2 separate regions of the Mus musculus genome follow, and region 2 is linked to region 1. A link is a loop called in an ENCODE intact Hi-C map of the cell type or tissue named here. Cell type or tissue: left cerebral cortex. All regions are shown on one strand.

Evidence for each region. A loop is a pair of places that touch in the nucleus more often than their neighbours do. Peaks named below come from ENCODE experiments on the same cell type or tissue, not always from the same donor. Only the 100,000 strongest peaks of a DNase experiment are listed, where the experiment ranks them.
Region 2: a loop joins it to region 1, with 2.4 times the contacts of the local background. A loop is called at or near these places in 7 of 42 quality-filtered maps.

Annotation. Positions count from the first base shown.
Region 1 is chr6:144,811,554-144,819,553 of GRCm38, reverse strand. No RefSeq gene overlaps it. Among named protein-coding and RNA genes, the nearest start is that of Gm32069, 8.4 kb to the right of the region's middle. In left cerebral cortex, a CTCF peak has its summit at 4,495; DNase peaks (open chromatin) are centred at 1,342, 2,022 and 4,501; H3K4me3 peaks cover 235 bases.
Region 2 is chr6:144,505,417-144,513,416 of GRCm38, reverse strand. It overlaps a transcript of Sox5 not described here. Among named protein-coding and RNA genes, the nearest start is that of Sox5os3, 160 kb to the left of the region's middle. In left cerebral cortex, no CTCF peak of the experiment used is centred here; a DNase peak (open chromatin) is centred at 3,086.

The DNA of each region.
Region 1 (8,000 bases):
TGAACTCACGGAGATTCACTTGCCTCTGCCTTCTGAGTGCTGGGATTAAGAAAGTGAGCCAACCTGTGTGGCCTAAACAGGGACCATTCTCACAGGAAAGCTCCATGCTAAAGGAGATCACATGTAATCCAAGCAATCAGTTCCATAATGAGGAAAGCACCTGTGTTCCTATGCATATGCGTGCAATGTACTCAACCTGCACATGTCCTGAAGCAGTGAACATGCACACACGTGTGCACATACACGTAAGACTCTCGTCTTAATGATTAACTCAAAGGGAAGGCCAAACGAAGGTGTGATATTGGTGGTCCCCGTTGTAAGATCTGGTCTCTCTGGAGCGTGCAGCTTCCTCGCACGCCTGGAGCCACACTAGCCGGAGGTTCACACCAGACCACCAGTCAGTTCAGGTTGCAGATTATGAAGAGAGTCCTTGACAGTGCACATATGGTTTGGGCCCACACGAGCTCCTGCCAGCCTCTCCACAGAAACTTATTTCTGCACAAGGTCATTTCTTCTCATCCAGTCATGGCTAACTACTAGGAGTGAGAGTGTATCGTCCAATTGTGAATGACTCCCCAAGCCAGTGAGGCTCACGAGTGGATAATTGCTAGTGTGATATAATTTTATTTAAAGTGCTAAGTTATGATCTTGTTCTCAAAATTCTGTGGCAGTATGAGACACATCTGTAATACTTCCTTCCATTAATGTGCAGGCCTCTTTTCTACATGGCTTATTTATTTTCTTCCTTATTTGTTTACTTTTATATTACTGAGGATTGACACGCAGGTCCTTGCGTATTATAGACAAGTGCTCCACAATGGAACTATGTGCTTAACGGGTTAAAATGGCTACTGTGTGTATGTGCATGCATGTGTGTGCATGCATGCGTGTGCATATTTGCATATATATGATGCACATGGGTATGCACATGCATGTAAGGCCAGAGGTTGACACTGGATATTTTCTTCAATCAGATTACATATCGAGGTGCAGTCTCCCACTTGAATCCAGAGCTCACGGATGCAGCTAATCTAGCTAGCCAGTGTGTTCTGTGGAACCCAGACTCTTAGAGTAAATAAGTTGGCCAGATACTGCCCTCAGTCATCAAGCCCTTGCCCCATCCATTCGCTTACTTAGTGCCACACCTTCTCCTCAGAGATGGGAATTGAGGGAGACCCTGGCTAGCTCTCCCTACCTGACAGAATGTTGATACAGGGGTGGCACCCAGAGCAGAAGACCACACACAGAAAAGGGAAGAGCTTTGCCAGTGCCCATTCCGAGGTTCCACAGTGCTGCCTAAAACGGGCACTGATGCTGCCCACAGATGTCTGGCTTCCACCACAACTGGTGGTTGTGTGCAAAAGCTGCTTCGAAAAGAGGAAGTGGGCACTGGTAACTCAGGATTGCCTAGAGCCCATGCATTAGTTGAACATAAATTTCACTTGGCATTACAAAGCACGGTAGAGGGAATGCTCCTGTGGCAGAAGCCAGGGTCTCCCCAAAAGGTTGTACAACATAGCAAGATGCCTTTGCTCAACAAACCCAAAACTGAACCCCTCGTTTCCCCTTTCAAACCCATTGTCTATTTTTATAAATATGCTGGAGGTCAAGCTAGAAAGCTCAGCACCCCCTTTGACTCTACACCCCAGCCATCCTTCTCACTTCCCACATTACACAGTCAGCCATGTTTCTTCTAGCTTTTTAGAACCCCTTCTAAGTTTCATGTCAGTTGACCTCATACATTACCAGCAGCCCCGTCCCTTCTCCTCTCCTGACCATCCTGAACCTCCTCACCACAGCACTGTTCTGAGCATAGGCTCTGATTGTGCAACTCCAGAACAGCAGTTTTAACCTGTGTGACAGACTGTTGACCTTGCTGCCCCTCACACAGCGTCTGAACGCATCTCTTGCTGCTAAGTTTGCACTCCACCTCCTTTTGCTTCCTTATTTGCAGGCACTCATTTTAAGGCTTGTTCAGTGCAAATGGCTCAGCCACTTCCCTTAGTCACGCTTCATTGTCTGCTTCCATATGTCTGTGCATAATGGCTTTATCCGCACACAGAGCTGGGGGTGGAGCCTTGACATCCTTTCTCAACATTCCTGCAGCTTCTCTGAGGCCACCTTCCTACTTTACCATGAATATTTATAGTATCTAACTCCCCATCTCTACAGGACAGTCTTAAGGACTGAGGAATGGGTACTTGAGGCCACTTTGCTTTTACCAATTCTGTGATAGAAGAAGGGTGCACTGTCATTTTGCAGATAAAGAAACAGGCAAAGCCAGGCATGGTGCCAAATGTCCATAATCTCAGCACTAGGGAGGCAAAAGCAGAGGATTTCTATGAGTTCAAGACTGGCCTGTAAGCCCAAACTACAGGATGAAATCTGCTCTCAGCAACCCAACCCATTACGACCCAACCCAAACCCAACCCAACCCAAATCAACCCAATTCAACCCAAACCTAAGCCAACCCAACCCAAATCAATCCAATCCAACCCAGCCCAAACCCAACACAACCTAACTCAACCCAACCCAATCCAACCCAGCCCAACCCAACCCAACCCAACCCAACCCCAACTTAACTTAACTCAACCCAACCCAAAGGTGGAAGTAAATGTAAGTGTCTTATGAGCTGAGAAACAATGATAGCAGTGTACAATACCATCTACTTATGCTGCTATTTAATCTTTTATTTCATGCAACCTCATCAGTCTTTCTTACCATCTACATCCTAAGTGCGCTTAAAGTGTGTATGTGACTTGGGGATGTCTTTACTGCAAGCCCTTTTCATGATATCTGATAAAGGTCTTCATTGCTTTGTAAGTGTTTTCAGACTTACATGGATATTACAGCTTATGTGGTGGGCAACTGACAGTTTTACTTTTCCTAAGAGTGTTTTCAAATCTCCCCCTCTTACATCTGTCTATTGAATAGATGTGAAAATAAATAGAATAACATGAAAATTTATTACAGGAAGGAGAAAAGCCCTCATTTTATGAGACACCTCAGGATATGTGTGGGTGTATATATATATATATTTCCACCATAGGAATGGGTTGAATTAGGTTGAGTTGGTTTTGGTTGGGTTGGGTTGTTAAGAACAGATTTCATCCTGTAATTTGGGCTTACTTCATACTTGCTATGTCCAGGCCATCTTGAAGTCACAGAATTCTCCTGCTTTAGCCTCCTTACTGGGATTATATATACAACACCTATCTATCTATCTATCTATCTATCTATCTATCTATCTATCTATCTATCTATCTTCTCTCTCTCTCTCTCTCTCTCTCTCTCTCACACACACACACACACACACACACACACACACACACACAGAGAGAGAGAGAGAGAGAGAGAGAGAGAGAGAGAGAGAGAGAGAGATTTCTCCTGTTTTTCTTTATTTCAAAATATAGTTAAACACATGTAATCAGACATAAATAATTCTGGGAATGAAGTCAGGTGTTCTGCAAAAGCAGTGCACCTTCTTAGTTCTCATGCCACCCTCAGTCCCTCAAATATATTTACATGGGTCAATCAAACCTCACCCGATGAAGGTGAAGATATCAAGGGCTATCCAGAGCCATCTCCAGCATCCTTTAACTTGTTTGTCAGCAATATGGCACTGAGGACTCCAGCACCTCCTTACTGAGAAGTAGAGTAGACAAGATAATGAAGGACAGACAGTCATGGGATGCTGGCAAGGAGAACTTGGCTTTTAAAGCTCAAAGAGAGAAAGTAAAACTAGTTTATACTGGAGTGGGTGTTTGTTTATTCTACTTATCGGAAGTTAGAGCCGACCGTCATGCCCAGTGAGTGACCTTAAATCTCCATAGTTGAGTAGAAGTTAATGGACCATTTGCTGATAAATGTTTCCCAGAGAATAAGCCAGCTCCCCAGTTGGTGTGTGCGTGTGTGTGTGTGTGTGTGTGTGTGTGTGTGTGTGTGTGACATATTTTATGTTATCTAACTAAAAATAAATCTTTCTTTCGTAGGAAACTGTAAACAATGCCTCTAAACAACTCTTTATATAAATGAAAAGTCTAGAAGCTAATGGCTAGTTCATTTAATTCAACAACAAAATATATTTTAGCATACCTAATGATTACAAATTTCTAGTATAGAAAGTGGGAGTGTGATGTCTCTCTATTTTGCGTGCGGGTGCACGAGCATGGACACACACACACACACACACACACACACACACACACACAGGAACAATTGGGGTTGGTATCCACACACTGCTTCCCAGTATTTTCACTGTGAAGCAGGAAGTCTGTTCAGGATTATTTCCATTATTGCACTGTGTTAACATCCAAGTTCTGTTCTACATCTTAATAGAACAAACATGTGGGACACAGTCCTCACTCTGAGACAATATGTTCTAAGTGAGAGCAGCGATGGGAGGAAATTAACCCATCAGCCGCTTAAGAGAGCCTGAAGGCTGTGGGAAACCCAGTGGGCCTTTCAAGCTCCTGGCTTTCACCCGTTTTCCCTTTATCCACTAGAGGGGGTGATGCACCTCCATCATAAAGGCCGTGGAATTATCCAGAGGGAGTGGATTTAAACACACACGGTGCCTTTGTTTATTTTGAAACCAGGTTAATTAAATAACAGAATGCAGCGGATGCCAAAATCATCATTGAAAATCACTTTGAAAATATCGGTGACACAAAGACAAGTGTTTATTGTTCTTAAGCTACAGTTGTGAGAAGATGAGTAATTTTGTTTTAGCGGGGAGAGGATAATTTACATAAAGTCAACCTCTTTACAGCCATTCCATAAAGAACTGTGCACTTTTTTATGTGATTAATTTCAGTTTATTAAAGTTGATGATAAGTTGTCTGATTTGTTCAGTGAAGAGACAAATTGTCCCCTTATCTCCTTAAAGATCCATTTAAGATATCATGGGAGAATTAAGTAGATTTATAGTTGTGTATAATAGGTATCATACATAAATGATTATGTATAATATGACACGGTTGGGTAGTGATACAAGCTATGAGACTCTTGAAGTTGCTACCACATGTACAGAACCATTTTCATACATACAGAAGTGTACCTGTTCCTCTTTATCAGAGTATAAATTTCAACAAATTCCAAATCAATGAGACAATCATTTTCCTTTTCAACCTTTCCCCAAAAAAGCTTGAATTTCAGAATAGCCAATCACATTGTGCTTGTTAGAAGATGATCATAATAATTGGTTAGAAATAGCCAGCTGAAATATTAATGACACTTCATAATTGTAATTAACTATTAGGTCGATTCTTTTGGATATTTCTATGAATAAAAAGAAGCCAGATCAAAACTCAGAACAATTTTTCAGTAGAAGAGAAGAGATTGTAACTTTTAAAGAGAAAGTCTGTAGTACCCGCTGTACCACATCATCCAGATTTTTGTTTTTCTACAGTCAAATGCAACCCCCTTGAATGGTTGCCACAGAGGCTTGGCAGGGTGAGTAAGCACTGGGCATTCGGTTTAAGCTTTAAAGACTGTGATGCTCTGAATTCTTGCAGGGATGCTGACCTGACAGGCCGGGGTAGGGTCCCTGCATGGGGATGGATGCCTTCAAAGATCTTTTATTGACTAATCTGCATCTTTCATTGACCATCCATTGCTGCACACTCCCCAAGGGGTTAGTTGTACCTGACTAGAATTTTGTCTTTGATTTTGACCCCTGGAAGGCACAGGGCTGTAAAGTGACAGGGGCAGAAGAAGGAAAGGATGGTGAGCAATTGTGACTCTACAAGAAAGCCATCTGCCGTACGAGTGGATGTGAAGCCCTTGACCACCTAAGTTTGATCGCGAATTCCATATCACAGAGCAAACAAACATGGCTATGAAGCCCTGCATTGTTTCTCAGTAATTTGTGCTGCCTGGAGACCTTCCAAACACAGCTCACAAAGGCTTGTAGAGCGGACTTACAGCCTCATGGAAAAAAATTTTTGCTATAGACAAAACAAATATTTACAAACAATAATTCTAAATAGCCCAAAGCCCTATAAATAACCGTCATGTTTTCCTAAACATATTACCATGCAAATGCAGTTATTTAAATCCCAGCAATATGTTTGTCTCCTATATACATTAGGACAAATTAAAGGTCACATCTCCAGTGGAGTTTTTATAATAATCAAGGAATTGAATTATATGCACACAAAAGGAATTAGATGCTTGCACCCAAATGTGTGTCACGTATAATTGATTTTACTATAAGTAGAATCGTCCGCACATTACAGCTATTATCTTACAACATGTTGTCTAAATGATGTAAGAACAGTGTAACACCTAATACAATCTACCTTTCTTCTCCTAGGATATTTTTTTTCATTCAGTTTTCAGAGGAAACCCCATAACAACAGATGCCAGAGAGGCTTCATTTACAGGGTAGCAGGAGGAACTCGCAAGTCAAATCAAATGCAGTAGCATATTCTGCTAAATTAAGGAAGTCTTGAGCTGGAGATTCACAGATGAGAGTGGCCCAGTTCTGCCTAAAAGAAGCTTAATGGAGAGAGAGAGAGAGAGAGAGAGGGAGAGAGAGAGAGAGAATGCAAGTAAGCACGTGTGTGTGTGTATGTGTGTGTGTGTGTTATACACAAACACATAGGGACACTGACAAGTATGTGTGTGTTAAAAAAAAAAGAGGAGAAACAAGATTCATTGAAAACTCAGAAGCAGGGACTGGAGAGATGGCTCAGCAGTTAAGAGTACTGATTGCTCTTCCAAAGGTCCTGAGTTTAATTCCCGGAAACCACATGGTAGCTCACAACCATCTGCAATGTGTCTGAAGACAACTACAGTGTGTTCAGATACATTAAATAAATAAATAAATAAATAAATAAATAAATAAATAAATCTTTAAAAAAAAAAGAAAACTCAGAAGTAATGCTAGAATTAGTTATTTCATTACTTTCACCAAATCTGACATGCTCACTCTGCAGATATATCATCCCTTCCCCAAAGAGTAGATGTCCCAAAATATTATTTAAAATTACCCAGAATAACAAGGGGCACTCTGATTCACTTATGTGGACTTAACATATCTTAGGACTTAAAGAAGAAAGGTGTGTGGTGTCAATACCAAACTTCCAGAGGAAGGAGTCAACGGTGGGAGAATTCCATTCATTAAAAAATACCCTAGAAACAAACCTGATCAAGGAGGGGAAAGATCTGCCTGATGAAAACTTTAAAAGATATCGAAGAGAGACATTGCTGAAGACACAAGAGAAGAGGACCTCCACTCCTTCCGGATTGACCGAACAGCGGATAGGAAATGAATCCATATTACCAAAAGTGTTCTATAGATGCAACACAATCCATATCAAAATCCCAAAGATAGTCTTCACAGAACTAGAAAAAGCAATCTAAAGTTCATTTGGAGACAGATAACCAAATATTCATGGGCACAAATATCAGTGGTAGAGCTGTCACAGCCCTGATTTCAACATGCACCAAGGAGCTGTAACAGCACCAAGAAATGTATGGTACTGTTACAAAACCAGATAAACAGAAGCAAGAACTCAGAAAAAAACCTACACAGACATCGAAAATGGATTTTTCCCTTTTTTTTATTGGATATTTTCTTTACTTACATTTCAAATATTTTCCCCTTTCCAGGTCTCCTCTTCGGAAACCCCCTATCCCACCCCCCTCCCCTGCCTCTATGAGGGTGCTCCCCTACCCACCCATCCATGACCCTCTTCCCGCTCTGGCATTCCCCTACACTGCAGCATTGAACACTCTCAGGCTCAAGGGCCTGTCCTCCCACTGATGTTCAACAAGACCATCCTCTGCCACATGTGTGGCTGGAGCCATGGGTCTTTCCATGTGTACTCTTTGGGACAACTGACTTTTATTTATTTTTTATATGAGTACATTGTTGTTGTCTTCAGACATACTAGACGAGGGCATCAGATCTCATTACAGATGGTTGTGAGCCACCATGTGGTTGCTGGGAATTGAACTCAGGACCTCTGGAAGAGCAGTCAGTGCTCTTAACC
Region 2 (8,000 bases), 310 kb after region 1:
ATTTCAAAAGTATCTGTAGGTATTAGAACTTATGATAAAAACAAACAAAGACAAAAACAAACAAAAACATATACTTAACTGTTCTGGCGTGCATGTATAGATAAAATATTGTCTTGCATAAACAACTTATTTATCGTGTTGTCTGTGAAGGGATTTTCCCCCTAGGTTAAACTGATACAGTTTGTTGAAGTTTCTTAGATAGTCCTAGTAGATGATAAGCTCCCAGATCAGGTACAGAGTGATATTCTCCTCATAGAAAGAGCGGCAGCCGGAGTATTAGCAAGCCTACCCCAGTTCTCCTATCACAAGTAAAATAGTCAGAATTTACCCTCAGAGGCTGAGAAACACAGACTGGGAGCTGAGCCTTCTCTATTGGACCAGAGTGCAGCCACACTGTGCTTCTGATCCAGCCTGCCCTGCCCGGTGCTGTCGAGAGGGAGGCTTGACAGTATCCTGCAGCTTTAGCTGCACACCTGCCCTTGGAGAGACAGCCCGGAAGAAAGCACACGTACCGCTTCTCCTCCAGAGTATCAGGACCTAGAAAAGCGAAACAAAACCCGTCTAGCCACACAGACATTTGTATCTCTTTCAAGTGAGCTTGTAGCTTTCCTACGACCCTTAGAGAGATAATTAACTAGGTTTCAAATCCCAGAACCTTTATTCAGGAACTGGCCAGTCTCCACACTGAGCAGGCCCCACAGAGAGAGACCCTGGGAGATACAGGCCCCTCAGAGCCCCACAGAGGCAGATGGATGTGTGCCAGGGTAGCTGCCAACAGTCAGGGCTTATCTTTGCTTGGGATTAGGACTGGTATGAAGAAAAAGAGGGTAGCCTGGGCTCCATCTGCAGGGAACAGATGAGTACACAGCTTTACCGCAGCAAGGGCAAGGGCAACAATAGCTTTCTCTGGGAAGAAGGCGCAGTTAATTATGAGTCTTCTCACTAACAGTGTGTCAGCGGAACCCGAAATATACTGTTAAGGATGGGGTTGCACTGCTGTAGAGTTTTTGATGGCTACTCTACATAGCAGAAGGTTGGAGGTCACTCTTTCCTCAAAGATAAATTTCCATTTCCATTTCATGTTGTTGGCATGGATGATTCTGGCCATCCCCGCTTGCTTGCTTGCTTTATTTTTTAACATTCTTCTCTGCAAAGGGTGGATAAATACCATGACGAGTGATTTCATGATCCATTTATCTCAGTAATGGTGACCTCTGTCACTTGAACCACAGCTCAGTGTATCCTCGAACTGCAAAGAGGAGGCATGGGGTGTTGAGTGGAATTAGCAAGGAGGCACGAGCTGATCGCCTTGTGCCAAGGCAGTCATTAGCACCCTGGAAATGCCACACTCCGAAAGCATTACTATGATTATGTAACAAAAGTAAGAGTCAAAACCAGATGGCCTAAATAAAAGCATTGTCTGTCTAGGGTTTCTGCGCTGCAACCCTTCCTACAATTTTGGAGAGTGCTTTGTTGCAGGAGCTGTGTCCTGCGGATGTTGTGAAGCATGCCCTACTTAGGGTGTTCACATTCTGAGACCTGCCTGCTCCTTATATATAAGGCTGCTGTTAGAGGGGTCTGGAGAGGGGGCTTAGCCTTTAAGAGTGCTAACTGCTCTTCCAGAGGGCCCAGGTTCAATTCCCAGCATCTACATGGCAGCTTTCAACTGCCTGTAACTTACACATGTGATGCACTGATACATTTTATTATATATATATGAAGGTAAAGCACATAAAACTAATTAATTAATTTAAAAAGACTGCTGTTAGATATAACCTACCATTCCCCAGTGAGCCTAAAATCATGTTCAGTTGTCCAGTGCTTTCCTAAATTCCATGTTAGAAGTCTGTAAAGAGCTGGGCAGTGGCGGCGCACGCCTTTAATCCCAGCACTTGGGAGGCAGAGGCAGGCGGATTTTTGAGTTGGAGGCCAGCCTGGTCTACAGAGTGAGTTCCAGGACAACCAGGACTACACAGAGAAATGCTGTCTCAAACCCCCCCCCCCCCAAATGAAGCCTATAAAGTAGTCATGCTAGCATTAGGACCTATCAAAAAGCCAGGCTCGACAATATAATCCCAGAGCTAAATCAACAGACACAGGTGGATCCCTAGAGCTCAGCAGAGGATTCGGTGAGAGACTCTGTCTCAAAGAAAACAGGGAGCAGTAGAGGAAGATACCCAACATCTGTTCCTGGCTTGCACACACACGCACTCACGTGCACACACATTCAAACACACACACACACACACACACACACACATTCTCTCTCTCAACCATGTATGTACACAAGTGCACACACAAAGTACCACACACATGTACACACATGCATGCACATGCGTACGCACTCACACAAAAACTCATAACACTCTCACAACACTAATACACACTCACACACAGACAGATGCACACACACTTACTCTCTCACACACACTGACAATATGTGCATGCGTGCAAATGCACATGAACACTCACACACTACAGCACATGAGCATACAGTCACTCACACACACACACACACACACACACACACACACACACACACACACCAAACACACACACACACACACACACACACACACGTAGAGAAACAGTATTCCATCTATGAGGGAGGAAGCACTGACTGTAACATAACTCCGATAATCATACTTATCTAGAAGGAAGCTGCTTCTTGTTCCATGCTGTAAGGGATTTCAGATTCCCCTTCTTGCCAGTTCTCTCCTTCTGTGTGTGATTGGTCGCTGAGTACAGGGAGCAGAAGAGGTGACCAGGGATCAGGTCTTCATCCTCTCTATGAGTTTGTCTTTAAATTGGGAGGAGAGGGGTGGAGTCTGCCGAAGCTGAAATAAAGGCTGAGAGTAAGACTAGTGTCGTCTCTGAGGAATCCTAAAGGCCTGAAGAGTATTTAGACAATGGCAAAACACAGAAAATGATTTTATTTTGAGAATGTCTTGAAAACTTTAGAGCACTCTTTGAAATAACTGGAGGAAGCCCAGGGTGTTTCATACACAGATCTGAGGTCACCTTTTTTGGAGCTGGCTTGCTTGTGCTCTTGGTTGGCAAGTGTGGAGTCGCTAGTCACCTTGACAGACGGAGTGGAGGAGAGGCACTGCTCTTGGCAGCGTAGGAGCATCACACCCTCCTCGAAACACACAAGTACTTTGTTCATATTTTCACAGTCTCCAAGCAGTAACTATGCGCTGAAAACTGACATTCCTAAAAGGGAGGAAAAGTTAGTGACACGTATTCAATCTGAACACTGCTTCTTTAATTGTGTCTGGCTTATTTGAAGATGCTGTGTCTTCTTCTAAAGATACTTGGTGAGTTGTATCATTTCTTCCTATAGGTAAAAAGAAGTGACCACCTTCCCTCCATCCAAAGTTATCATCTTTGTGGAAATGTGTGTGAGATAGCATGTGCACATGTGTGTGTGTGTGTGTGTGTGTGCATGAGTGGATGCAAGTACATGCATGAAAGTGCACGCATATGAGTGTGTGTTTGTGCATGTGTGAGTGAACACATGTGAGTGTGCATTTGTGCATGTGTGAGTGAACACATGTGAGTGTGCATTTGTGCATGTGTGAGTGAACACATGTGAGTGTGCATTTGTGCATGTGTGAGTGAACACATGTAAATGTGTGTTTGTGTGTACGTGAACACATGTGAGTGTGCATTTGTGCATGTGTGAGTGATCACATGTGAGTGTGCATTTGTGTGTGTATAAGTGAACACATGTGAGTGTGTGTTTGTGTATGTGTGAGTGCACACATATGAGTACAGGTTGTCAATGGGCAGAAGACAACCTCAAGTATTTTTCTGTAAGTGCTGTTTATCCATTTTGCGCTGTTTTGTTTTTGTTGCGATGGTCAGTCTCTCACTGGCCTGGCACTTGCTAAGTAGACTGGTCTGACTGTTCAGTGAGCCTAGAGACGTCCTGTTCCTGTCCCCAGTGCACACAGCACACTCAGCAGGTAGCTTCCTGGCTATGACAATATAGATATCAATAGAAGAACATCCAGCTAGGACAGATGGTAAATGGTGGGCAACCCATAGCCTCCCATTTGTGGGGGGCCTATCTCCACCTCTAGGCCACATGGCCCTGCCTATACTCTGTTTCAGCCTAACTTTACTCTGAGTATGTCTGAATGACTTTCAATGACTCAAAATTGAGGAAACTGAGAGTTTGATCGATTAAGAGATTTTTGTCAAAGACAGTTAGGCGGCACAGAAATTAATAAGGGGCAAGTGACCGACCGTGTGTGAGCTCAGAGTCCCTTGCCTCAGCTCTGAACCATTAGCCTTAGCTCAGACAACGGCATGGTTGATGACTGTGTAGTTTGCAATCACTGAAATCCACATCTCTGTCAAACAGTAGTGTCTGGGGAAATGGTGTGAACGGTAAACTGCTTGTGTAAGTATGAGGAACGGAGTTCACTCCACAGAAGCCACAGTTGTCACCCCAACAATGTGGGTGGGAAGGCAGATGCACTGGTAAATAGATGCACTGGGTCTCAGGCTGGCCAGTCTAGCCTACCTCGTGAGAACCTACCAGTGAGAGGAAAAACACAAGTAAATGGTCTGAGGAAAGACCAGATTGTCTTCTGCCATCCACCCATGCCCATACATAGGCTCACAGTTAAGCAAGCCACTATAAATGTGCCTAAACACATACATGCATATACTCACACACACCTAAACCTAGTCTGGTATTCAACATTCATCAGCAGCTGTAATTACCAACTCCAGGTCCCACACTCTGCAAATGTACTTAAACACAGATACTCACACACACTAATGATGGCGACTGCAATGACGATGATGACAATGAATTTAATTTTTACTTTATTTTATGCGTATAGGTGTTTTGCCTGTGTATAATATGTGCACAGTGCCCACAGAGACCAAAATAGACAGACAGTTAGATCCCTTGGAATTAGAGTTATAAACGGTTGTGAGCTACCACGTTGGTGCTGGGAATTGAACCCAGGTCCTCTAGAAAAGCAGCCAGTGCTCTTAACCATAGAAATGTCTCTCTACCCACTTAAAAATTATTTTTTAATTAGCTCTCAAATTATCCTTTAAGTAAATCTTCTCTTTTGTCTTTGATATTTCTATAGAAATGCTTTATATCAAAGCAGGTTAAAGTTCTGGCTTGTGAAGTTAGGTCATTTCCACCTCAAGACCTTTATATATTTTAAAATTTCTCTATGGATCATAACTCAAATTTGGTAAGTTTGTCTTCACCTGGTAATATTATTCTTGCATAATTATTCAAGTGTTTTAGATAATATAAAGCCATAAATATTACTTTTATCCTTTTCTATTAATTATTAAGCACAGGCCTGATCCAGGGACTTTTAATCTATAGTTTTAATTCATTAACACATACATTTTCAAAATGTAATTTTATAAGAGCCACAGGCTATCCATCATCTATCACCTTTATGGTGTGTGTGTGTGTGTGTGTGTGTGTGTGTGTGTTGGTATGTTGTTGTCTCATAAAATTAGAAGGATGTGTTTTATTAGGATAAAGAAATGTGCACAGATTAGACACATCTTGTCTAAGACTGAAACTTGTCTGCCTCCTCCCTCCTCCTGGAAATAGCCTAGGGTAGTTTGTATGAACTTGGGCGCCACAGCAGAATTTCTGGAGACATGGACTAATCAGTACAAAGGACAAATCATTGAACAGATCAATACAAAGGGAAAAATCCTCGACACAGCTGACAAAGAATGTGGAATAAGATCACTGTGTGTGATGTAGGATACTTTGCTATGGAAGCATTTTGGTGGCCATGAATAGGAGCATGGCTCACTGGGTCAGCATGCTGTGGGCAGGGTTCCCTATGACAATGTGACCTATTCCCAGAGGAGCTATGAATAAAGTATCCAGTGATGGTCTGACATGGGATGATAAGAAGTTCAATGGCACCATTCTGTTTGCTCTGTGTATCACTAAGGAACCACTGTCAATTGGCAGTAGTGCATTGTAAGACAGCAGCCTGAGGCCAGGACCAGAAAGATATCTCCAGCTCTTAAAATCCTACCAGGAAGAAACAGGAGTCTCCAGTCCCTAGAGAGAAGGTGGCACAATTGTGGGTCCAACTGGCAGGAGAGAGACCCTGAGATGCCTGAGGCTGGGCAGAGAGGGGAGAGACTATGACATAACAAGTCCATAGATGTTGTAAATTGAAGAGGTTTCATGGGTGTTTTTGTTGTCTTGTCCTCTCTAGTTTTGAATATATTTGTAATTTTCTGTTGCTTGTTTTTAAAGAGACATAATTCTATAGCAGAGACCTACCTATACTTGTGTGTATACTTTTATACCTTAATCTATTCTGATTTTCCATTGCTCCATTGTTTTCTGAATCACTAGGACATTCTTGATATGAACATGAGATTGGGGACAGGTGTGTAGCTCCGTGGTTGAACCCGTTCTCAGTATGCATCAGACTCCCCAGCAAGGGGGGGGCGGTGCTGATAGTGAAGGAATGGGGAAAGAACTGGGAGGGTAAATACAAGAAGAGGGTTAAGCTACAGCACTTTGGGTAGTGAAGCAGGCTTGCCTCACACCTCCCATTTACTTCTGGCCTAAGTTTGGATGAAGTTCCCTTCAGTTAGGATGGTCATCATTTTAGTATAGAATCTTTACCTTGCACAGAGAGTGAGAGATGGGCCAGGGAGTAGCTGTCACAGAAACCTCATCCTATGATGGGAGGTTGGCAATGAGTCCATGTTTGTCCGTATCAGATAAGTCATATTCGAACTTCTGTACATGCAACTCTGAGGACCAAGTGAAGAGGATATATGGAGCAGGAAGACACTTGTGCTGGCAAGTTTCTGTCATTCTGACACAGGCTAGAGTTATCTGACTGGAGGGAACCTCAATTGAGAAAATGCCTCCATAACACTCTACCATAGGGCATTTTCTCAGTTAGCAACTGATGGGGAGAGCCCCACCCATTGTAGGTGGTGCCATTTCTGGGCTAGTGGTCCTAGGTTCTATAAGAAAGTAGGCTGAGCAAGTCATGATGACCAAGCCAGTAAGCAGCACCTCTTCATGGCCTCTGCATCACCTGCTGCCTTCAGGTTCTTGCCCTGATTGAGTTCCTGTCCTGGCTTCCTTCAGTGATGGACTACAATGTGGAAGTATAAACTGAATAAACTCTTTTCTTCCCAACTTGCCTTTTGGCCATGGTTTGTTTTTTGTTTGTTTGTTTTGTTTTGTTGTTTGTTTGTTTGTTTGTTTGTTTGTTTCAGAGCAACAGAAACCCTAACTGAAATAACACTAGAAACTAAATCAACTAAGAAAAAAAAAAGATTAGTTTAGTGTTGGAAAGAATACTTCCATAATTGAGTAAACTGTCAAGTCCTTTGGGACCTTAATGTATGTTCGTATATGTGATACGCTCTGTGCTCTCTCTAGGGGGCTGTCTTTTCCTTACTTATATGAAATCATTGCATTATCAATATCCTTATCAGTATTTCTTTGGGTGTGTATAAAGGTGTATGGAAGTAAGAGGGCACATCAACTGTTGATTCTCAGACCTCTTTCTCTCTCTCTCTCTCTCTCTCCCTATTTATTTATAATTTGAGACTGCATCATTTTTTTTTTAATGGTCTGGAACTTGCCAAATAGTTCAGATAGGCTGGCCAGGGCCAAGACAACCCAGCATGTGGAATTATGCTCATGTACTACCATGCCCAGCTTTTTATCTGGGCTCTATAGATTAAAACCATGTCCTGGAGCTTGCAAGGAAAGTGCTTACTGACTGAGCCACCTCGCCAGCCCCAATGCCATTGGCTTCCTATCACTGATAGCATCAGGGAGGAAATACTTCTACAAGCTCCATGGCCTTCTCTATGAAGATAAAGCTTCCAGGATCCTTATCCTGCTCCAAGCAAGACCCAGTTCCCCTAGCACTGCCTTTAGATTTGCATGTGGGCTCAAAACAATTTCCCAGTCTGTGACGAAGCCTCCTTAATCCTGTGAGACAGTAGAA